Linked DNA regions of Homo sapiens: all the other regions are linked to region 1. Evidence: chromatin loops called from intact Hi-C (ENCODE). Cell type or tissue: sigmoid colon. All regions are shown on one strand. Region 1 overlaps HMCN2 (hemicentin 2). Region 2 holds the start of HMCN2 (hemicentin 2). Region 3 overlaps NCS1 (neuronal calcium sensor 1).

What was found. Hi-C counts contacts between places; a loop is a spot of excess contacts. Peaks named below come from ENCODE experiments on the same cell type or tissue, not always from the same donor. Only the 100,000 strongest peaks of a DNase experiment are listed, where the experiment ranks them.
Region 2: it touches region 1 in a loop (3-fold over the local background); 27 of 110 quality-filtered maps call a loop at or near these places.
Region 3: a loop joins it to region 1, with 2.7 times the contacts of the local background. A loop is called at or near these places in 2 of 110 quality-filtered maps.

The regions. Positions count from the first base shown.
Region 1 is chr9:130,328,512-130,336,511 of GRCh38, forward strand. The region is part of intron 22 of HMCN2 (hemicentin 2); the gene reads left to right. Among named protein-coding and RNA genes, the nearest start is that of HMCN2, 67 kb to the left of the region's middle. In sigmoid colon, no CTCF peak of the experiment used is centred here; DNase peaks (open chromatin) are centred at 190, 971, 3,260, 5,060 and 3 weaker places; H3K4me3 peaks cover 1 bases; H3K27ac peaks cover 2,767 bases.
Region 2 is chr9:130,261,735-130,269,734 of GRCh38, forward strand. It overlaps HMCN2 (hemicentin 2), which reads left to right and starts at 4,026. Exons shown (of 98, transcript NM_001291815.2): 1 at 4,026-4,403. The coding sequence starts at 4,145. It overlaps LOC124902285 (a long non-coding RNA gene), which reads right to left and starts at 5,155. Exons shown (of 2, transcript XR_007061817.1): 1 at 4,682-5,155; 2 at 1-1,306. RefSeq lists an enhancer at 6,914-7,501. In sigmoid colon, no CTCF peak of the experiment used is centred here; DNase peaks (open chromatin) are centred at 3,917, 4,637, 5,047, 6,937 and 2 weaker places; H3K4me3 peaks cover 4,392 bases; H3K27ac peaks cover 2,473 bases.
Region 3 is chr9:130,181,769-130,189,768 of GRCh38, forward strand. The region is part of intron 1 of NCS1 (neuronal calcium sensor 1); the gene reads left to right. Among named protein-coding and RNA genes, the nearest start is that of NCS1, 13 kb to the left of the region's middle. RefSeq lists enhancers at 3,898-4,739, 4,740-5,582, 5,583-6,424 and a silencer at 7,598-7,947. In sigmoid colon, no CTCF peak of the experiment used is centred here; DNase peaks (open chromatin) are centred at 1,586, 3,424, 4,463 and 5,623; H3K4me3 peaks cover 3,904 bases; H3K27ac peaks cover 226 bases.

The sequences.
Region 1 (8,000 bases):
AAAGCCACTTTTGCAATCCTAGAGTTGTGTTGTGTTCCCTCTCCCTTGCCCTCTTCACTTCGTGCTGGCTTACATTGTTTTATCTCCAGATTTGGGAGATTCTGAGAGTTTATCTAAATAAGGAGGGAAAATGTGCTGGGAGGCGGGGGTGGGGTTAAGTGCTCAGGCCCTGGAGTTCCGCAGACCCGGTGCCGAACTGCCTGCTCCCTTCTTAGTCATGCAACCTCGGGTGGCCACTGGCTCCTCTTGGCCTGTTCCTCCATCTGCAAAGTGGACATTATTTAAATAGCACCCTTTTGGGGTAATGACGGATGTGCAGTGCTTAGGAAGTCAGATGTGCTGAAAACTCGCTCCCTTTCGTATGATTTCCCTGCTGTTGCTGTTCACAAACTGAGACATCCTCTCCAGCTTTTACACATTTATCCTCCTCCTACCACACCTGTTATCTCAATTGTCACCTGCTTTTTAAATATAAAACCTTTATTGAGATGTAATTCACATACTGTATCATTCGCTTATTTAAAGGACACAGTTCAGTGTTTTTAGTATATTCAGACTGTGCAGCCATCACCATGATCAATTTTAGAACATGTTCATCACCCTCCCAAAAAAACTTCATACTCATTGGCAGCCACCAGCCCCCCATTTCTGCTCCAGCCCCACTGCAGCCCCTGACAGCCACTGATCTGCTTTCAGCCTATTCTGGACATTTGATATAAATGAATTACATGGGGCCTTTCGTGTCTGGCTTCTGTCACCTAACTCAATGTCTTCCAGGTTCATCCATGTCGTAGCCAGATGAGTGCCTGCTTCCTTTTAATGGCCAAATAGTGTCCCATCCTGTGGGTGCTCACCTTTTGTGTGTCCACTCATCAGTTGATGTGCACTGGGGCTGTTTCCACATTTTGGTGGCTGTGAATAGCCTCACTTTTTTTTTTTTTTTTTTTTCGGAGATGGAGTTTCACTCTGTTGCCAGGCTGGAGTGCAGTGGTGCAATCTCAGCTCACTGCAACCTCCGCCTCCCTGGTTCAACTGATTCTCCTGCCTTAGGCTCCCGAGTAGCTGGGATTACAGGCACCTGCCATCATGCCCAGCTAATTTCTGTATTTTTAGTAGAGACGGGGTTTCACCATCTTGGTCAGGCTGGTCTTGAACTCCTGGCCTCAGGTGGTCCACCCGCCTCGGTCTCCCAAAGTGCTGGGATTACAGGCGTGAGCCACTGTGCCTGGCCATAGCCTCACTTTTGATTGTACTTGAAGCTTTGTTCGCAGGCTCTGGGTCCTCTGGTTCCCTCCCTGCCCCACACTGGCAGTGTCCACACACAGAACCACACTCAGCCTCTCACAGACACACCACACCCCCTCCGTCCCTCAGTGACTCGACCAGAACACAGAGACTTAAAAAGCCCCTTGGAAAACACACAGTGAGACTTTCTGTCTGTCTGCTTCCTCCTCCCCTCCCCCCCTTCCCTACATCCTCTTCCTCTTCCTCTCCTGTCTCCCTCTTCCCTTTCCCTCCTCCTCCCCTTCCCCTCCCTTCCCCTCTCCCTTGTCTTCCTTGTCCTTCCTTCTCCAAGGATGTCCCCAGGCTCAGCCTCAAAGCTGCCCTTCTGAAAACGGAGCACTTACCTGGCTGATGCGTCTGGTGAGTCGTAGGTGCTCATCTCTTGACAGGGGCCAGCAGCCCTCCACGCCCCTCTCCCCCCTCCCCTGCTCCCTTGCTCCTCTTCCCTGCTGAGCTGCCCCAAGGACAGGGCTCCACGGCAGCCCCTTCTCCTGTCTGTGGGGAATTCTGCGGTGTAGTCAGGGCTGAGAGCCAAGATGTGCTGAGCCTCTGCGGCCCCCTCCATTCCCCTTGTCCAGGGGTGGCCCTCTCCTGCCAGCGCCCTGTAGGTGGTTGGGGTGGATGGCACCATGCCCAGTGCACTGAGGAGGAAACAGAAACACATGGGGTGTGGGGACGTGGAACCTGACCCTGCAGCTCTTGGGGCTGGGTCCCAACATGCACAGACACGCAGACACACATAGACGCACGCACAGGGACACACGTATCAGGTGGGCCACTGCTCTCTGAACTCCTAGGTATCTTCGACCCCCCCAAGTCAGCAAGTGCTCACAGAGGAAGCATCCTAGGAACCTCAGAAGCCGTGAAGTTCTGAGCCGCCCAGCTGCATCCCAGTCCCTTTGGAGCGGCTCTTATCCTTGTAGGGGCTGTTCTAAAATTAAACCTCGTGCATCTTATATTCCGTCCTCATCACGGATTCCTTTTCTCTTTTACCCATTTTCTCGATTCATTCTGGCCCACGTCACTTGCTTTTCCTTTTGAAGGGCAAAATAGACCGGTCATGGTGGCTCATGCCTGTAATCCCAGCACTTTGGGAAGCCAAGGAAGGCGGATCACGAGGTCAGGAGATCAAGATCATCCTGGCCAACATGGTGAAACCCTGTCTCTACTGAAACACACACACACACACACACACACACACACACACACACAAATAGCCGGACGTGGTGGTGCGCGCCTGTAGTCCCAGCTTCTCGGGAGGCTGAGGCAGGGGAATCGCTTGAACCTGGGAGGTGAAGGTTGCAGTGAGCCAAGATCGTGCCATCGCACTCCATCCTTGCAACAGAGCAAGACTCTGTCTTAAAAAAAAAAAAAAAGGACAAAGTAACATTCCAGGGCGCTCGGCTCCCATCATCGCTAAGTCATTGCTCTGTGTGGGGCACGGCCATGTTGCCAGCTCTCGCGGTCATAAATGGGACTGTTGGAGCAGCTTTGCACAATGTTCCTCTTTATCTCCTGGGTCGGTTCCTTGCGGGACGGTCCCAGAAGCCAACGGTGAAGTCCGAGGGTGGGAATGGTCACTGAGTGCTTCTTTCCTGTGGGACTTATTTTTGAAAAAGACATCCAAGTTGCAAATTCAAAATTGAAGTCAGCAGCATTGACTGAGCAGTATCCTATGCCCAGGATTGTGTTGCAGCCTCGGAGACAGAAGACATGGGCTTGGGCTGTGTGTGAGGTCAGGTGGCAGAAGACCTGGGGTCCCATCCCAGCTTCACCCCAGCTCGCCCGGTGACCTCAAACAAGACCCTTCCCCTCTCCCCTCCCTGGGCCTCAGCCTTTCAGTTTGAGAAATGAAAGGGTTGGACAGGCGATGGTGGCCAGAGAGCATCTCGGGGCTCTGGTCCCATGATTCAGCCCAGGGATGCTGGGGCGAGGCAGTGTTTCCAGGCAACAATGTTTGTTTGGGATTCCGATGAGGAGATGGGACGGCTGTGAGCACTCCTGGCTCTGGCTGTGGCTCCCGGAGGCAGCCGGCCAGCATTCCACACAGGGCCAAATCCCTAATCCCAGCGCGGTGTGGGGGCAGTGAGAGGATGGTGCGTTTCTATCTCGTTCTTCCAGGTTTTCTTCCTTTGATACCCCCACCACCCTCCTCTGCCCCTTCCCAAGCACACTGCAGGACAGGCTGCCCACCCACCCTTCTCCTGGAAGGGGACCACTGGGCCGGCTCATTAGAGGTGAGAGGTGAGGCCTGCAGCTGGGATCTGGTGACTTGTGGCAGGGAAAGCAGCTCACTGCTCTCTGCAAGCCAGTGGTGTGCCTGGACTGCCCAGGGCCCTGCATGGGGACTGTACCTTGGTGGATCCTCAAAGCCCTTGTTGGTTTCTGGTCTGGTGGCTCTGGAGTCCATCTGGTCAGCCTGTGGGCAGTGGCTGTCTTTCTGGAGAACATTTAAGTTTCCTCGCCTTCAGAGCCGGACGTTTAGATCACCATGGCGGTTAGGAAGGAGCATGGTCGCACAGTGTGAGGGTCCAGTCCTCGCTGTGCCCTGGCCAGCTCAGTGGCCGTGGACACCAGGACCACACCTCCGGAGGCTCAGTCTTCTCCTCTGCAAAAGGGGGTGTGGTAGTGGGTCTGCCTGCCTGGTAGGTCTGGCTGTTGGGATTCTAAGTGAGAGCGTGTTTGGCGGCACAGTGACCCACAGGAAGCACTCAATAGTTGACAGCTGTGGCTGGCGTCAGCACCATCCTCGTTAGCAGCACCAGCATCGCAGGGCTTACGCTCTCCGGGCTCGTGCGATGGCGCTGGCTCCGTCTCCCCCTACCTACCTGAGGCCCCTTGGCGTGTCTCAGGCACCTCCTCCTGAATTTCTCCAGCATGACCTTCCCTCATGTGGCCTCCTCACGGGTCTGCGATCCTGGTCAGGCTACAGGAAGAAGACGCGAGTTGGGGCAGTGGTTTCCGGGAGGGGTTCTCTCCAGGCCAGCAGACAGGGCTGGCGTCCACTAGTGCATAGTGGGCATCTGTTGAGTGTTGCCTGACTGTGCGCTCTGTGCTGAGAACCAGCCGTGCAGCAGGCTGGGTGACTCTGGCGGGGAGTGCCGTTCATTCCACGGCCGCCGGCCCTGCTCCTGGATGCTTTATAGACAGAGGCAGCAAAAACAGCAATGTGGGAGACAGCGGGGGTCTGGGGAGGGCAGGAGGGCAGTATTGAGATGGTGGAAGGTCTGGGGGGAGGGAGGGAGAGCAGGGACCCGTGTCAATGAAGGCGGTGAAGGGAGTGTGTGGCATGGACAGGGAACAGATGCAATTTGCCATGAAATATTTATTGAACACCTACTGTGGACCAGGCCAGGGCCCATGCTGAACTGGGGCATGCCGGGGACCTGGGCACACCTGGCTCCTTCCCTCACGGAGCCATCAGACAGCGTAATGACAGGCGTGGTAAACTGCAGAGTGGCATGGGAAGCATGTAATGGGAGGCAGGGTATTGCCTGGGGCAGCAGGGAAGGCTTCCCTGAGTGCAGCAAAGGTGTGTGCCGGGGATGAGGCAGACAGGTGAGGCCTGGGAACTGGCATTATTCCTGGCACTCCCTATCAGATGCCCTTTGGTCTCTCTGGGCAGCCCTCTGCCCCCTGGGCCCCTCTTGCTTCTCCCCACCACTCTGACATCTGCGTGCGCCTCACTGCAGGGGCTCAAGCCAGATGGATGTCATAAACAGGAAATTCCCCTCAAACCTCTCCACTCTCATCTGGGCGCTGCGTGGAGCCATCTGGCCGTGCACGTCGCGATGAAGTCTGCCCCGCTCATCACACCATGTGCCCAACAGCAGCCTGTTCCTCGGAGACTCTGTGGCCTCCTCCCTTTCTCCCATCTCTCCGCTGCCGCCTCCCCTTCCCTGCTGGGCTGCAGCCCCCAAACCTCCCACTGAGCTTCTGGGAATGTAGCGGGAGAGTGGTAGGGGGCAGAAGGAGCAGGTGGTAGGCTGCCCTCGAAACCCCAGGCCCATAGCTGCAGCTTCACCTTTTCCCTGAGTCTCCGCAGAGCATGCGCAGGGTCATGATAAGGCATCTCTCTGTGCCAGGTCTGAGCAGGTCCTGGAGATACCAAGAGAAATAAGACGGATGTCCCCTTGGAGCCACAGGCAGGCAGGTGACAGGTGGTGACAAGCCAGTGTGGTGAAGGCTTTGATGGCAGGATGTTCAGGAAGCTGTGGGAGCCTACAGGATGGACCTACCAGCCTGGGGCATCAAGTCAGCCTTCCTGGAGGAGGTGATGTCTCCGTATTGGAAGATGAATCAAGTATCATCCAGGTGAATGGGAAGTGCAGGTGTGTCCCAGGTAGAAGGAACAGCATGTGCCAAGGAGGGCTGGTGAGATGGGCCTGGCCCCCTGCGGAGGAACGGTGGTCCAGTGCCCCCATGCAGGGATGCAGGGGAGTTGGGGGTGGTCTGCGTAGGTCCACACAGGCCATAGTACTGTGCTTGGGTTTTGTCAGGGAGCAGTGGGCAGCCACAGAGGGCTTGAGAGCAGGTGAGGATGTGGCCAGTTTGGCATTTAGAGCAGACACAGGCTCTGCTGGGCAGGTCCTGGATCCTTTGGCCTCAGCTTGTCCATCTGTAAAATGGATTCCCCCATTTCTTCCTTGGTGATGTAGCAAGCAGAATCCTCCTTCTAGGAAATGATCTTGGATGCTCCTAAGAAAGATAAGATACCCACTTTTATTGGTGTGAATTGTTAACACTTTTGGAAGTTTTTTTTTTTTTTTTTTTTTCAGAAGCCCCATTTCCTATCTTTTTAAGGGTTTGGTGAAGAGGGGAGTAGGGATTCTATGGTCCTTAAAGTTCTGGAGGGCAACTTCTCAGATTAGAGTCTGGAGCTGCTCTTTCTTTCTCTCTTTCTTTCTTTCTTTCTCTCTCTCTCTCTTCTCTCTTTCTCTCTCTTTCTCTTTCTCTCTCTCTCTTCTCTCTCTCTCTCTCTCTCCCTCTTCCTCTCTCTCTCTCTTCTCTCTCTCTCTCTCCTCTCTCTCTCTCTCTCCCTCCCTCCCTCCCTCACCCTTTATTTTTCTTCACAGAGTCTTGCCCCGTTGCCCAGGCTGGAGTACAGTGGCACAACCAGAGCTCTCAATCTCCTGGGCTTGAGTGATCCTCCCAACTCAGCCTCTCAATTAGCTGGGACCACAGGCATGTGCCACTATGCCCAGCTAGTTTTTTATTTTTTGTAGAGATGAGGTCTCCTTGTGTTACCCAGACTGTGTGCTGCCTTTTCAAATATGAAATGGGGTTCAGAGATGTTGACTGCCCTGCCTGGGGCTGCACAGCATGTCTGAAGCACAGTTGAACCTCGGATCCAGAACTCCAGTTTCTAGCCCAGACCTCTTCCTACTGGCCCACATCATCCCTGTTTGCCAGCCCAGGTGTTGCGATGAAATCTAGGGAGGGGACCGCATCCCAGCCTGGAGTGTGATTGAGTGTATAAGTTTCAGCATCAAATGGATTTGGCCGTTGATTGGTGGGTGTCGACATGTCAACATATTTAATTTTTTAAAAAGCTGTAGAAGAGAACATTCAAGCTGGAGTGGCAGACAGAGGAGAGCTACGCAGGGGAAATGTTTACCCATTGCCAGGACACATACATATTTCTGTGGTGTCTTCTCGCGTATTCCTTTGCACTATAAAGACTGAGCAAACTGTTCAGGGCTGCCCAGCTGATTGAAGACTGCGGAGAGGTCCCAGACATTGGCTGGGGATTTGTGTCACACTAATAGCAAGGCAGTTTAGGTGACCTGGAGGAGGTGATGTCTCGGTATTGAAAGATGAGCAGGTGTTATCCATATACTATGTCCTGGGCACCTCAGGCTTTGTGTGTGTGATATCAGTTCACACTAGATAAGGACACTGAAACTCAGGGAGATGGCGTCCTTGGCTCGAGGTCAGCCTGTAAGAGGCAGAATGGTGGTTCTCACCAGGACACCTGCCGTCAAAGACCCGCACCCATCTGCTCTGCCATGCTGCTTCTTGGGGAAGGGGCACGTCTTCATGTCCTCAGGCAGTGGTTCCCTGGAGGCGGTTCCGCAGCCATTAGTATCAGCTACCTAGGGCTTTTTAGTAAAACCCCAATTCCTACCTCCTCCATGGAATGAGTCTCTGGGTAGGGCCTGAGAATCAGCATGTTTCACATGCAGCTGGGAGAATCTGATGAGAACCCCTCCCTTGCAAGGTGTGAGATCTTTGAGAGCAGAGGGTGTGAGCCTGTAGCCCAGGAGACCTGCTCCGGTGCATGTGAGACACATAGAGCAGTGAGTGAGTGAGAGAGAGAGAAAGGAAGGAAAGAAGGAAGGAGAAAGGAAGGAAAGAAGGAAGAGATAAAGATCTGAATGTTTAAATGTCCACTCAAAAGGGAGCAAGTTAATAAACTGTGGTGTGATCATACAAGGGAATATTACACAACAGTCAAAAATGAGTTAATTAGCCCTACATATATACTCATGATGCTATTTATATCGTGATATAGCTCGTGATGCAAGTTTTAAAACATGCAAAACTTTGTGTATTATTTATGCATGTGCTCTTGTCTCCATGGAAGCAGCTGACCTTTGTTGAGGACCTCTCTGTTCCAGACGCCGTGTTATGAATTAGGCCATTCAGTTCTTTTGACAACCCTGTGAGCATTGAGCACAACTGATGGCTCTATTTTCCAAAATGAGATGGCTTAG
Region 2 (8,000 bases), 67 kb before region 1:
CACACGCCAACACACAGCCCAGTCCAGACACAGGACTTCACCTCTCGGAGCCTCAGTTGTCTCATCTGTTCCATGAAGAGGAGATGTTGACGTTAGAGGTTGCTGAGGGAGCACCTGAGGAGGGGGTCAGTACGGGGTCTGGCCTTCCCCGAGGCTCTGGCCAATCCTCTCCACCCTTAGTATTTTTACTCTCTCAGAGGAACAGAGAAGATTCCCTGAGGATGAGGGCTGGGGTGGGATGAAGTGAGTGGGGGATGTTAGAATTGCAGATTTATTTATTTTTATTTTTTGAGACAGAGTCTCGCTTTGTCGCCCAGGCTGGAGTACAGTGGTGCGATCTTCGCTCACTGCAACCTCCGTCTTCCAGGTTCAAGCAATTCTCCTGCCTCAGCCTCCCAAGAAGCTGGGATTATGGATGCCTGCCACCATGCCTGGCTAATTTTTGTATTTTTAGTAGAGACGGAGTTTCACCATGTTGGCCAGGTTGGTCTCAAACTCCTGACCTCAGCTGGTCTGCCCATCTCGGCCTCCCAAAGTGCTGGGATTGCAGGCGTGAGCCACCACGCCCAGCCTAGAATCACAGATTTAATGCGGCCAAGACTAGAAGGCATTTGGGGAGCAGGGAATAGGAAAGAGTAAGGAAGGGCGATTGGTAGGGAGAAGTCATTTCTCGTGCACTGACCATGTATTCAGAGTCCGGGGTTTTGATCTGGCCCCTCTGCACATGGATCCCCAGTGCAGACGCAGTGCATGGAACTGAGTTCATGAGCCAGGGCTGAACTCGGCAGGTTGAGCAATACCCGTGCCTGTTTCCTTTAAGTGGATGGCCCATAGCATATTTTTGCTCTCTGTAGCTGTCTGCAACAAATGTGCTACGTTAGGAAACAACTCCGCTGAGACCGCTTCTTCTGGAAAGAGAGGAGAAGTGTGGGGTTCCCAGGCAGCCTGCAGTCAAGTCAAGGTGGTGGGATGGAAATTGATTGATGAGGTTCAGTTGTGTTTTCTCTGGGCTGCTGCACTGCAGCCTTGCTCACTTTTGCTATGCGACCATAGTTACATTCTTGGGAAGCCCCGAGCACTCGGAGAGGATGGTGCTTGGGGCAGCACCTCCAGTCATCCTGGATGGGCATTGGGGTCAGGCCAGACATTACTCTTTGATGGAGCTATGGCAGACAGATGACAGGTGCCTGCTCAAGCCTCTCTTCCCTGGCAGTTGGGGGAAGCAGTGCCAAGATGAGCCTAGACTTCCCCTCGCATCCTTCCTCTGTCTCTGAGGGACCGGGGTGGTGGTTCCAGAGTGGTAAGGCTGCAAGAAACATCAGAGGTTATCTTGTTAGCCTCCCTTCCGTCTCAGAATCATTTTATGAATGAAGAGACCAAGCTCCCGGGAGGGGAGGGCTTTGCTCCAGGTAGCCAGGCTGTTTCAGGACTGAAATCCATGATTCCTTTTGCCCCCGGTGACCAGCTCGGGGAAAGGTATCTTGCTTTTTTTCTTTGGGGCCAGCTTTGCCCTTACATCCTTGATGGGTAGATTTGTGGCTTCCTGGCATCTACAAGGTCTACCCTCCAAACTTCTCTGCTGTGACCTGTCTGAAATGCACATCAAATCAGATGGCTTTCTGGCCTGCATTCTTCAATAGCTCCCCAATGTCCTCAGAAAAACCCCAAGTGCATTTGCAAGATACCAGAGGTCCTTTGTGATCTAGTCTTTGTTCTCAGCTTGCCATCCCCTGGCTGGTTACATAGGGCTACCTGTCAGTGGGTGTCTCAGATCTCCCTGCCTTCGCACATGCTGTTCCTGCTCCTCAAATACCCTTCCCTGCTTGTTCCTTAAGACTTCTCAGGCTCATTCTGTGGCCTCCTCTGACCTCTTAGGCTCAGTCACTCCTTCCTCTGAGTTCCCAGAGTGCTTGGTAATTCCTCTATTAGCACTTACCTCATTGACTTAGAATTATTTGTTTACATGTCTCTTCTCCCCAGAGTGGGAAGCATGTCTTCTGCATCTTCATCCCCCCACCCCCCGCTGCTGCTCTCGCTGCCTAGCAGAGTGCCTGACCACAGCTTGGGCTCAGCAAATGTTTGTGGTGTGAATGACCGAAGGACCTTTGTCCCCAAATGTTCCCTGCACTGTGCCTGAAATGTCACCATTTATGAGTCCTGCCTGGTTCCTGGCTCCTGTTGGCTTTTGCCTTCCCACAGCTGGGACCTCTTTCTCCAACAGCTGGCCCAGCCCTGCCCAGACTCTGGGGGTTATCACAGACTTAGCCCAGGGAGATTTAAAGAGCCAGCATTAAGAAGTGCAGGTGACTCAACTTCCTGTGAACTTGGCTGCAAGTTCCACTCCCTTGCTGGGTCTGGGCACCTGGTGGCACTATATTCCACGAGACTGGTAGCTCCGTGGGAGACCATTTCCCTCGGACCCCAGCTCTGGGCTAGAACAGAGTCCCTGCGGATGTGTGCTACCTCCCGCTGTGGCCAATGCCCAGCTGCCAAGCTTCTCTGATGCCTGCTGCCCCATTCAGGTGGCACACCTTCCTTGGGCACCTAGCATGTGCCGGGCACAGGATCTCTGCCATAGAACTCACAGCCAGAGTGGGAGAGGCAGGGCCCCAGACATGACATGGGCTGTACGGTGTGGTCAGAGCCAGGACAGGGCTCAGAGAAATGTGGGTTGCAGGGCAAGGGTTCAGAAGCAGCCTCAGAGGTGGGGTCTGAGCTGAGACCGAAGAGGAAAGGAAGAGCGTGGCGGAGGGGTGGCTTCCTGGCTGACGACTCTGCAGGGACAGGGGCTCAAGAAAGCGCCCCCCATCACTCACAGACCTAGAGCCCTCAGCCATGTCTCTGGGAGCATGGTGTTCTCGGAGGAGGGATTGAGGGGATTAGCTACCTTCTCGCACATGACTCAAAACCCGGCATTTCCACAAAAGCTGCGGTTTATTTATTCAGACAACATTAGTGCCTCCCCACCATGTGCTTGGATATGGGCTGGGAACTAGGGGCTCATCCAGTGTAGACCAAGGCCTAGCCGTGCCCTCAAGGGGCTTATAGGCCAGCGGGGAGAGAGGCCTGGAAACAGGTCCCGAGAGCACAGCCTGAGATAAGCAGCCGTGCCTGAGCCCATCTGGATCTGCCCGGAGCAGGAGGCTGAACCCAGTCCCAGGCAGCACCTCACGTGGGATGCAGCATCCACACATGCAGCCCATGGGGCTGGGGAGGTGGATGGGCAGGAGGATAGCCCTCATCCTCTGGAGTCACCAGGTGACCGTGTGACAATGTCTTTTAACACAAGGGAGGCAGCAGAGCCCTGGGCCTTTGGAGTCTTTCTAGATCTGGCCTCTGATCTTGTCTTCATTGTTTGATAATTGAGTGACCTGGAGCAAATGCCTTCACCTCTCTGAGCCTCAGTTTGCTCCTCTGTAAAATGGGCTTAGGGTTAGTATTTCATTCTAGGGTTGCAGCCAGTCTTCAAGCAAATAACTGAAAATGCTTAGAACATGGTTAACAACAAGACTTCTTGTTGATTATAATAGCAGTAGTGCTTGCAATAACCGGGAAGCACAGAGCCCACCTGGCAGAAGGAAAACGAATGGCAAAGTTTGTGTGTGTGTTGGGGGGCGGGGGTGGGGGGATTTGTCGCAGCACTGGGTGGAGGGAGCTGCAGAAGCCAGGGTCCGCTTTGGCCAGGCAGGGGTGGGGGGAGTTGGGGCTGGAGGGAGACTGGGGCCGTTGCGCCTCCCCCTCCCTCTCTCCCGCCCCCGGCGCGCCATCGGCGGGAGGCGCAGGTGTCCACTGCATCCTGCGCGTCCCCATCCCTCGCTGCCCTGGCCGGGGCCCCAGCTCCTTTCTGCCTTCCGCCCCGCGTCCTCCCCTAACCTCGGATCTGGACGGGCGAACAGTGGGGCTGGGAAAGTTTGAGTCACGATTGGGGGAGGGGAGGAGGCGGGCCGTGACCCTGAACGGGGTGGGCTCTAGGACCCGCCTCGGGCGCCCAGCAGGCGGACCCGCCGCGCGCCCCTATCCCTCGCGCACTGGCCGCGGCCCGACGGAGCAAGGCACTGCCTGCAGCCGCCGTGTGCACCGGGGCGGCCGGCTAGCTCCGACCTGCGCCTCCACCGCAGCACCCGCAGCCAGAGCCGCGCTCGGCATGATGCCCGGGGCGCCGCTCCTGCGGCTGCTGACCGCGGTCTCTGCGGCAGTGGCAGTGGCAGTGGCCGGGGCGCCCGGGACGGTAATGCCCCCCACCACGGGGGACGCCACCCTGGCCTTCGTCTTCGACGTCACCGGCTCCATGTGGGACGAACTGATGCAGGTGATCGATGGCGCCTCGCGCATTCTGGAACGCAGTCTGAGCCGCCGCAGCCAGGCCATCGCCAACTACGCGCTGGTGCCCTTCCACGACCCAGGTAGCGCCCCCGCACCCCCGCCCGCCGGGCGCCCCCTTCGAGGTGCTCTCACCTGCCTGACCCCCTCAGTTGGCCCCGAACGCACCTGGACGTCGTGGGCTGCGCCGCGGCTTGGCGGGCGCGCCTTCTCGGCATATCCGCGCTGCGGGTACCCTGGCCACCTGGGCAGTCCTTGCAGCTGTCCCTTCCCTCCCACCCCCCTGGAACATTCCCTCGCTCAAGGAACCTGCTCTCCCTGCTCTCCCGCGCCGTTGTGAGACTTCAGCAAGTGACCTCACCTTCCCGCGCCTTACCGGCCCCACCTATGAAATGGTGAGGATGGCCTCCCAGACTTGCTGAGATGTTGAAATGAGGCATTCCTCTCGAGGACTTGGGACGCTACGAGCCTTTGCAGGGCTTTTCCTTTGGCCAATTCTTAGAATTCGCTCCCAGCGGAGGCTTGGAGACCGGAATGGCTCCCAGAGGCAGGCCTTGAGACGAAATGGGGTCCACCACGGACCCTGCAGTGGGGAGCGGACTCACCCTTGCTGGTCTTGTCCCCTCGCCTGTCTTCCCTGGGGAAAGGGCAGCGCCTCTCGTGTGCTGGCCCCGTGGCCTCCACCTGCTGTGTTCTCACAGCTGAGTTCCGCCCTAACTCCTTCTTCCCTGCACGCTGCACCTCTGCTTCCCCTTTAACCCCCTGCCTTGCAGCTCAGTGTTAGGGGCGCCCTTGAAAGGGTCCCTGGGCGCTCCACTGTAGAGAGTCCCAGGGACAGCGGTTGCTGAGTGAGCTGCAGGTTCCCAGCGGCGAGGAGCAGGACTGCTTTCCACACTTCTTTTTTTTTTTGAGACAAGGTCTGGCTCTGTCACCCAGGCTGGAGTGCAGTGGCGTGATCACAGCTCGCTGCAGCCTCGAACTCCTGGGCTCAGGTGACCCTCCTGCTTCAGCCTCCCAAGTAGCTGGGACTACAAGCATACGCCACCATGCCTGGCTGATTTTTAAATTTTTTATAGACATGGAGTCTCTCTGTATTGCCCAGGCTAGTCTCAAACTCCTGGCCTCAGTGATCCTCCCACTTAGGCCTCCCAAAGTGCTGAAATTACAAGCATGAGCCACTGCACCCAGCCTCCCCAGCGTTTTTTAATGGAAAATTTCAAACTTACAGTAAAATGGGGAGAAACATACATGGAACCGCCTATGCCCACCGAGAGCCTCTGAGTCATATTTTGCTTTATCACATCTCTCTATCATTCACCCCTCTGTCAAGGATAGCTTTATAAAGCAACAAACAAACAAACAAACAACCCCCCCAAATAAAACACACACACACACACACACACACACACACACACACACACACGCACAGATTCCTTGCTAAATTGTACTGCAGAGTGTTCTTGTGCTGAAGAAATAGACGGTGGCCATTGGCTGTATGAGCCAGCAAGTCCTTGCAGAGGGATTTGCATTTATTAATCACAATACCATTACAGGTTCTTAGAAAATGGACAAAACAGTGGGAAGACATAGTTCTACGTAGGCTTCAGGCTGAGTTTGTGGTCTAGGGGCTTGGAGGCCCCTCTGCTTCCAGGAGTTCTGGGCACCACAGGGTTTTGCAGCTCAAAGCTCAGAAGCCAAGGCTCTAGACAAAGATTTCTAGGAACATCAGATGGACAGCTTCTATCTTGGAGTCAGGGGGCAACCAAGCTGGGGGTTGTGAGGAGGTGGGCTGTGAAGTGTGTTCTGGCACTTAAGCTGGAACACAGGTCACCCTCCGTCTCCCCAGCTCTCTCACCCACTTTCTGAATTGTTCTGGGGCTTCCGAAGACATCACACTGAAGGAGCTTAGAGATCGTTGAATCTACCCCTTTATCTTACAGTTGGAAAAACTGAGGCTCAGGACACTGATGAGACTTTCCCAAGGCCACCTGCCAGGGTGGCGTCATTCCTGAATCATAACCCACATTTGTCTCTGAAATATGTGGCTCCAGTGGCCCAGCAGGATAGCAGCCTTTCAGAGCCAGATGTCGTGTCCTGAAGCCCAGACCAGGGTTCCTGAGACTGTCCTCGCTGCCCCATTTGTGGCCATGAGCCTCAGGAAGCCCACCTCCCACCCCTGCTCTTCCCTCTCCTCTCTGGGCACTGAGCTGGTGGGCAGTTCTCCAGCCTTCACCAGGCTCAGCCCCCTCACTCCATCCTCTATGAAACAAAAATCCAGTTCTCCATCCTGGTTCCCCAAATTAGCTTCCGAGTGACACCCCCAGGTTCAGACGTCGGGGAGACTTCAGCACCATGGAGCCCTTGATCTGTGTAGAGCCCAGGGAGGCTCACAGTGTAAAGGGGCATGGTTCATTCCACGGGGCTGGTAGCCCTCTGGGACAGGCCAGGTGGGGAGTAGAAAGTGACATGTGGTGGCTCAGGTGCCAACTCCTGGCCATGGGCCAGTAAGCAAGGAAGGGGGCTAAGGAAAGACCCCCCCCTGAGGAAGCAGCCTGTGAGTAGGGCCTGAAGAACATCAGTGAATGTTTACTGGGTTTTGGCCGTTTGCCTGGCAGATGCCAGGTGCTGGGAACACAGCAGGGAGAGAGGACTCCCTGGGGCATGTGGAGCTGGCTGGGTAAGGACCGGGGGATGGACAGGAGGGCTGATGTGGAGGGACAGGTGTGTGTGGGAGCTGGGTGTGCACGGGAGGAGTGGAGCGGGAAAGTGGGGAAGGGCAAGATTGGACACAGCCGTGAGTGCAGGGCCGATTGATGCCTTGGCGGACTTGGATTTCCTTTTCCTTCTATGGGCTGTGAACAGCCACCGAGGGCTTCTGAGCAGCAGTTTGGAACTGTGATTTAGGCCTGGCTGTGCCTTTTGAATCAGCAAATAGAATCCCCTTTGGTGGAAGAGGAACTTGAGAAACGGGTTGTAGCTGTTTGTTCCAGCTCCCAGAGCTGCACAGCGGGAGGGTTTTCTTAAAGTAAGCCCCTCTCCTAAACCCCAAGAGGCGGGTGCGGGGCAAATCGTGGCGGTTCTAGACTGTTCCTGCTTGGAGACAAACTAAGATCCGTGCTTCGGAAATTTTACAGTTTCTAAATTAAAAATTGTATGTTCCCAGAGTAGAAAAGTTAGAAATTTGCTAATCATTGCAAAAGAGCCCTGGTTCCTTTTTTTTTTTTTTTTTTTTGAAATTAGTAGTAGAAACCAAGATCTAGTGCTAAAATTTAGGTTGTTTTCAGTGTTTCTATATTAAAATGTTACTAAGAAACTCTCTTGTAAAAATCTTTGTCTGCATCTTTGATTGGTTTTTACGTAGGCTTAAGTTCCTTGAAGTGGAATTCTAGGCCATTTTTAACACACCGAGTGGGGGGACGACTCTTCAGGTTGTTTTCCAGAATGTTTCAGGAGATTGAACTTCCACCAGAACTGTTTCAGGGGCCCGTTTCAGCACAGCCACCCCCAACACTGGAAATTAATATAAAAACCTTTCTTTTCTAATTCAAAAATGGAAAATGATATCTTCTTGTTTCAATTGCTAGTGAGGTTCAATATGTCTTTCAAGCGTTCACTAGATATTTTTGGTATGAATTTCTTATTTTGTAAACTGTCAGTTTCTTTGCAAATTTTTTCATGGG
Region 3 (8,000 bases), 150 kb before region 1:
GCACGTGGGCAAGTCCCGATTCACGTGGGCACGCTCCGAGCGTGAGTGACGGGGTCATGGCGTGTGTCAGGAGTGGGTGAGCCGGGCACTCCTGTGCGCACGCGTGTGGTGGTGTGTGAGGGCAGCTCTGTACAGGTTGTAAATGTAGGTGTGCCTGGGGGTGGGGGACGCTGGGGAGGGAGGCACAGACAGGCCGGGAGCCGCGCCAAAGGCTGGGAGCTCAGCTGCCAGGTCTGGAACCAGGTGATAAGCTGCCACTCCCCAAGGCAGTAGGGGAGTATTGTGGTTGGGGGGAGATGACAGCAATGACGACCACCGTTTACCCAGTGGGCACTCGGGACCAGGAGTGCTGAGTGCTGCCCTCTCCCCAAAGCCCTGGGAGTAGGGACCCTTATACCCATTTTACAGATGAGGAAAGGGAGGCCCAGGCAAGTTCAGGGACACGCCCAAGTCCCCCCAGCCAGCCAATCGATGGCCAGTCGGGGTTCAGGCTTAGATCTTTATGTTGCCAGAGCCACGCCCTTCCCACCCGGCGCCTGCCTCCCACCGTCTCTGTGAGCCTCAAAACCTTGGAGTTCCCTGCCAAGGGGAGGGAGCGCCCAGTCCCTGGGAGCATCCAAGCCGCTGCTGGAGCATCAGACACTGGCCAGGCATCCCGGACTCCTGGGCTGGGTGTGAGGTTGGTGGCAGATAGGATCCTTCCCGCTGGTTCCAGAGGTTCTGCCTCCTGCAGGAGATTTGGGGCAGCCTCCGCCTTGCCTTCCTCCAGGAAGGAGGCAGAGTTGAGGCCTTGTGGAAAGGCGGCAGGAGGAGAGGCGCTGATAGGAGTGTGTGGCGCAGCTGTGCCCTGGCCTCAACGGCTTCCTCAGCCTCCACCCACCCCAGTGGAGGCTCAGCAGGTGCTGACCGTGTGTGGGCGCTGGGCTGATCTCAATGGTCATCCTCCCGCCCTGGGAACTTAGGAGCAACGTACCGCCATCTTACGGTGCTGGCACCACCCCTGCTCCTGGGAAGCCTTGTCACGGACAAGGTGGTGAGGACTGAGTGCCCCTGGCCATCCTGCCCTGCCCTGTGCCTGGCTCAGCCCAGGTGCCTTCGGAGGTATCTGTCCGACAGAGAAAGAGACCAAGTCCTCACAGGTGCAGTGTGGGTTTTGGGGGCATGGTGGCCAAGGGGACCCCCGTGACTTTTAGCTCCTTGAGGTCTGGGCCACATCTTGTGGTCTTTGGTGTCTGTGGGGTGTGTGGCCCGGGGTGTCCTCGCCTCTGCAGAAGGCTGGGATCTTTCCGAAGAGTTTTTCCCTGCAGTGCTGTGGTTTGCTCTCCCTGGTGACCAGGACAGGACCTGCCTGTGCTCCTGACCTACAGTCTGTCGGGGAAGGGGGACAGCCAGGGAGTTGAGAGTTGGGTCCTGGTTCCAGCCTGGCTTGCTGTGGCCTCTGGCTGCCCCTCTCAGGGCCGCAGTCTCTCCATCTGTTCCACTCTCTGTGAGATGCGATGTCACCATTTCTCAGCTCCGGGTGCCCTGACCATGCGGCTGGGGGGGGGAGCTCCTTGCCCAGGAGGGGTGCAGGGCAGTTGCTGGCTTTGGCACTTCTGAGCCACCGAGGGGGCCCCAGGAAGCTGGTGAGGCATCCAGGCCACTGTGCTCTGGATTCCCTGGCAGGGGAGCAGGGGGAGGGCAGGAGGAATGTGGCTTTGAGGAATGTTTAACCCAAGGCAGAAATAGCACTCTGCCTTTTTATTTCAGGCTTGAGTTTTCAGCAGGGAAGTGGGTTCAGTGTGCCTTTCTCTCTCTCCAGCTGTGGGGCCATGGCCACCTCGGCTCCCCCACAGCCCTAGCCTTTGGGGATGGAAAGTGGCCTCTTTATCTCTCTTTCTTTCTTTCTTTTTCTTTCCTTCTCTCTCTTTCTTCCTTCCTTTCTTTCTTTTTTTCTCTCTCTCCCTTCCTTCCTTCTTTCTCTCTCTCTTCCTTCCTTCTTTCTCTTTCTCTTTCTCTTTTCCTTCCTTCCTTTTCTTTTCCCTTCCCTCCTTCTTTTCTTTTCTTTCTTTTTTTTTTTGAGACAGAGTCTCGCTCTGTCGCCCAGGCTGGAGTGCAGTGGCATGATCTCGGCCCACTGCAAGCTCTGCCTCCCGGGTTCACGCCATTCTCTGGCCTCAGCCTCCCGAGTAGCTGGGACCACAGGCGCCCGCCACCATACCCTGCTAATTTTTTGTGTTTTTTAGCAGAGATGGGGTTTCACTATGTTAGCCAGGATGGTCTCGATCTCCTGACCTCATTATCCACCCGCCTCGGCCTCCCAAAGTGCTGGGATTACAGGTGTGAGCCACCGCGCCCGGCGTCTTTTCTTTTCTTTCTTCTGCTATGGGAAACAGAAAGAGCCCTAGACTTGGAACCAAACAGAGCTGGGTTCAAATCCTTTGCTCTCCACTTCTAGCCCTGTGACCACTTCCTTCTCTGAATCTCTGCAGAACTGGGAGAGGGATGCTGAGCCAAGATGGCTTTTCTGGTGGTCTGGTGTCCGGGGCTCCTCTCAGGGACCCACAGGCCTGGATTCAAATCCCAAGGCCTCTACTGGTTAGTTCTGGGACCTTGGTCTGGCCTTTCCCACCGAGCCCTCAGACTTCATCTGTGAAATGGGCAGATGCCTCCCAGGATTGTGGATGGCATTCATGCGAAAACATTGGTGACAGGGCCTGGCACGGCTTATCCCAGGCTTTTAATCCCTCCTGATGCATCCCCGCGCCTTCACCTATAAAACAGGAAGACAATGCCTCTTGCAGACTTTTTGCTAGGTTGGATGAGGGAGCCATGCAGCGTGCTAGGGCAGCCCAGAGGCACCTTTTCTTTCTTTTTTTCTTTTTCTTTTTTTGTTTTGAGACAGAGTCTCGCTCTGTCACCCAGGCTGGAGTGAAATGGTGCAATCTCGGCTCACTGCAACGTCTGCCTCCCAGGTTCAAGCGATTCTCTTGCCTCAGCCTCCCAAGTAGCTGGGATTACAGGCGTGCACCACCACGCCTGGCTAATTTTTTTTTTTTGTATTTTAGTAGAGACAGGTTTTCGCCATGTTGGCCAGGGTGGTCTTGATTTCCTGACCTTGATCCGCCTGTCTCAGCCTCCCAAAGTGCTGGGATTCCGTGAGCTGAGATTGCGCCACTGCAGTCCAGCCTGGGCGACAGAATAAGACTCCGAGACTCCGTCTCAAAAAAAAAAAAAGGGGCTGGGGTTACAGGTGTAAGCCACCGCGCCCGGCCATCCCAGAGGCAGGCACCTATTCATCGGACCCAGCCCTCTGCTTCCTCCCACTGGCCATGGATGGGACCCATCCTCGTCCACACTCGCATCAAAGCCCAGCGGCTACTTCCAGGGGGGATGTCCTTGGGCCCGGCCTCCTCCTCAGTCCTGGTGGTGACGACATGTTTCATAGTCCCCCTTGATTCAGCTGGGAGCTGTGAGGACCGACTGCATCTTATTGCATGACTGCGTCTCGTTGCGTGGCTGCCGGAGTAGCCCCTGCTCCTAGAACAGAGCCTGTGCATATTGTTGGAATGAATGAGAAAACAAGTACATAAACGAGCAAGCCAATGAATGAACGAAGTTCCTTCTTATCCATCTTGGGCTTTGCTTTCCGTTTCTGTCCAGCCCTCTCCTACCTCCTGGGCTGGGGGAGGGGGGTTTTCCTCCGTGGCTGGGGGATCCTGAGAAGTGGGGTGTGGGGAGGCTGGGCCCCAGCTGGCCAGGCCTCGTGAGGACCCCAGACCCTTCTCACCTGCTGGGGCTGGGGAGTTGAGGAGGGGTCCAAGCCGCCAGCCAGCCAGCAAGGCCCCTCCTCCCGGCCCTGCTCCTGCCTCTTTGTAGGAACCGAAAGATTCCTGTTCAGAGGCAGGAGCTGGGGCTATTTTTGGCACTGTGGGGGAAACAGCGAATGCTTTCCTTCTGTTCAAAAATATATGGTGTGTGTGCTGGGCAGAGGAGGAGCTTGAGAGCTCAAAGCCTGCACTGGCCGGGTTCTTGCCCCTCGGCCAGTGGCCCCACCACCCCCTGCGCGCCCAGCAGCCCACACAGCCTTGCCGGGCCATTGTTGTCTTCAGGCTTTCCGTGATGAGGCCTTTGCTGCGCCTGAGCGCAACATGATCTCAATTAAAATGAAGAGCAGCTGTCAAAATCGCTGAGCGAAGCCTGCCTAGGTGCCCCGGCCATGATTCCCCAGCTCAGGTTCTGTGGAGCTGGGGACGGCCTTGAGAAGAGATCTAGGTGCATCTCAAGGAAGGAGGCATGGCCAGCAGGGAGCAGAGGGGAGGCCCTGGGTCCTGTGGGGGGCATGTGTGGCCAAACGGGTTCCTGGGCCACCTTGCCAGCCCTCACTCCTTGATTTAGAGAATGTTTATGGAACAGCTGCCTCGTGTTAGGCCCTGCGGATGCTGGGGCCACAGGGCAGGCTGGCTGGCTGGATTTCTGGCCCTGCTGGCATTCACAGTTTGGCGGGGAGGCAGATGTCAGGCTGGGATAAGCGTCAAGACAGGGCTTTGCACAATGGACTGGGAATCTCCCTGGTCTGGGGTGCATCTGGGAGGGCTTCCTGGAGGAGGTAATATTGTAGTTGAGACCCGGGGCTAGGGTTGCCAGACATACTGAAAAATGATTTGCTGTTTACCTGATATTTGAACTTAACAGGGTATCTGTATTTTTGTTTGCTGAATTTGATAGTACTGCTTGAGGGAGATGAGAAGTTTGCGGGGAGGGTTTGTGTGGGGGACGATGAGAGTGCTTCAGGCAGCAGGAACAGCATGTTCCAGGTCAGTCCTCACCTTCCAGGGCTCCCGAACCCCCAGCCCCAGGAAGGGGTGGGAGACACAGAGCTGGTCTCCATCACAGCTCAGGCAGAAGCCAAATTGGTCACAGAAGCCACACGGTCACATCTAATGTCATGGCCAGTAGAGCAGGGAGCCCTCTGGATGGAAGCCCTGAGAGGGTCCCAAGGAGGTGTCAAGGTTTGGCAACTCTGGGGACATGAAATTGCACGGTGACTGCAGCATAGAGGGCCTGTGGCCGTGAGGGTGCTGATGGCGGGAGGGCCCTGATGGCAGGAGGGCCCGTGCTGTGCTCAGCCTGGCTCCAAGCACGAGGGGCACTGACGAGCGATTGAGCAGCTCAGAGGTGAGCTTATGTGGCCAGAAGCAGATCCGCGGAAGTCCCTTGGCCTCTCCAAGCTTCGGTTTCCTGGTTGTGGAGTGGGGTTGCTGATGGCCCCTGCTTTAGGAGGTACCTGGAGAGGCGGGGCGGGGGCGCGGGCAGTGAGTTGGTCCCTCAGAGCTGTTGGCTGACCCAGCAGGGCAAGGGCTCCGCTAGGAGGAGTGTCTCGGAAAGCAGGGGAGCAATGTGAGGCCACAGGGCACACCTGGGAGACGGGGGGCCCTGCCCAGGGAGGCACCGGCAGGTATCCCAGTCAAGGTCAGGGTCCGGCCTACAGCGAGCTCTGGCCAGGCTGATGTGTCCGAGTCTGTGCCTCTCTGTGCCCCGTCGCTGCCATCCCTGGGTCCTCCTGCTCTCTGAGCACCGTGACAAGGACCCTGATGAGTCACTCTGTGCCTCCTCCAGGAGGGCAGGTCAGGGCCGAGCCTCCACCCTCCGCTCTTAAAGGGCCAGAGCCGGAGTCAGGGCTGCTGCCTGCTGCTGGCCAGGGCTGCCTCTGCCTGGGCTCCAGCAGCAGCCCTCGCCACCCCTCCCAGCCAGTTGCCCTGGAACACATGTCCTAAAACCTCCTGTGGTCCCTGCAGGAGCCGTTCTGCCCTGGTGCAGCTCAGGGGCCAGACCTCGGTGTTTCGGAAGCAGATCCACTGCATTCTGGGAGGGGAGGTGCTGGCAGTGGCCAATGCTGGTTCCACCCCTGGTGCCACCGTTGCCCAGTCTCTGCGTCCCTGCCAATGCCATCTCCATCTATCCCTGTGTGGAGGGCCTCGCACCTTCCCTGGGGTCTCTCTTCACCTCTCGCCTCTGTTGCATCTTGGGAGCCTCACAGTGCTTCCATCCAGAGGGCTCCCTGCTCTACCGGCTATGACATTAGGTGTGACCGTGTGGCTTCTGTGAACAATTTGGCTTCTGCCTGAGCTGTGATGGAGGCCACACAGCTTTGTGTCTCCCACCCCTTCCTGGGGCTGGGGTGGGGGTCCCTGGAGGGCTAGGACTGAAGCAGGAATGTGGGGACTAGGGTGGGGGAGGCAGATGCCACATGATCCAAAGTGGGGAGATGGGGGGTGGTGGCCTGCTCGGCCTCTTGCAGTTCCTGCCCCTGTGGGGTGCCCCCGTTATTAGCCCTGGCCATCTGGTCTTGTCTTTGGGTGCTGTGACACCTATATTAATAGTAGTGGCAATTGTTAACATTTTGGGATACTTGCTGTGTTCTCTCCACCTGGACCACACCACGCTGCCTCTGGATAAGGTTTTGTTCTAGTGTGATGTGGCTTCTTGTGGTTCCTGAACTCGCCAGGCTCTGGATGGCCTCTGAGGCTTGGACCTGCAGCCTCTCCTGGAAAGCTCTGCTTCTTCTTCTTTGCCTGGCTGAGGCCTGCACATCAGCCCTTTCCTCAGGGAGCACGCCTGACCCCCTAGGCTAGGTTGGGTTCCTGCTTCACATTTCATTAATCCTGAACTTTCCTTTTTTTTTTTTTTTTGAGACGGGGTTTCGCTCTTGTTGCCCAGGCTGGAGTGCAATGGCTCGATCTCGGCGGAGCCTCCTGGGTTCAAGTGATTCTCCTGCCTCAGCCTCCCGAGTAGCTGGGATTACAGGCATGTGCCACCATGACCTAATTTTATATTTTTAGTAGAGACGGGGTTTCTCCATGTTGGTCAGGCTGGTCTCGAACTCCCGACCTCAGGTGATTCACCCGCCTTCTTGGCCTCCCAAAGTGCTGGGATTACAGGCATGAGCCACTGCGCCCAGCCTCTTTCCTTTGTTTTTCTTTTTTGAGACGGGGATCTCACTTTGTTGCCCAGGCTGGAGTGCAGTGGTGCAATCTTGGCTTGCTGCAACTTCTGCCTCCTGGGTTCAAGCGATTCTCCTGTTTCAGCCTCCCGAGTAACTGGAATTACAGGTGCCTGCCACCATGCCTAGCTTATTTTTGTATTTGTAATAGACACGGGGTTTTGCCATGTTGGCCAGGCTGGTCTCAAACTCCTGACCTCTGGTGATCCGCCCGTCTTGGTCTCCCAAAGTGCTGGGATTACAGGCATGAGCCACTGGGCCCAGCTGAGCTTTCCTTTCTTATTATGACAGATAGACAGCTGTGTGGGTGTGTGCTAACAGGGTGTGTCTCCCCTGTTGTATCAGGGACTCAGAGGACAGGAACCTGTGTCTAGGTCATTGCTGTGTCCCTGGAGCCTGGCTCAGGTTCTGACCCATTGAGTGTGCTCAGAAATTAATTGCTGGATGAAGGAAAGGGTGAAAATCCTGTTTGTTCCTTTAACCAGCCTGCAAGAAACGTATTGTGACCGCCACTATTCCCATTTTACAGCTAAGGAAACTGAGGCTCAGAGAGGTGAATTTAGTTACCCAAGGTCACTTGTCTACAGGGGCTAAAGAATGAGTCAGTTTAGACAAAGACCCTTTCTACTGAGTAGGTCAGTTGCTTCAGTGCCTTCCACAATGTCTGACCTTGGCAGTGTTTGGGAAATGCTTGTGGAATGGGACTGATCCGGATCCCTGAGTGCCGGGGTCGGCTCTGAAATGTTTGAGAGGGTCCCCACCAGGAATCTTGAGAAAACTCCACACACCCAAGATTTCCCCAGGGTCTTGGCCAGCCACGGTGGCTCACGCCTGTAATCCCAGGACTTTGAGAGGCCGAGGTGGGCGGATCACTTGAGGTCAGTAGTTCGAGACCAGTCTAGTCAACATGGTGAAACCCTGTCTCTACTAAAAATACAAAAATTAGCCGGGTGTGGTGGCGCGTGCCTATAATCCCAGCTACTCAGGAAGCTGAGGCAGGAGAATTGCTTGAACCTGC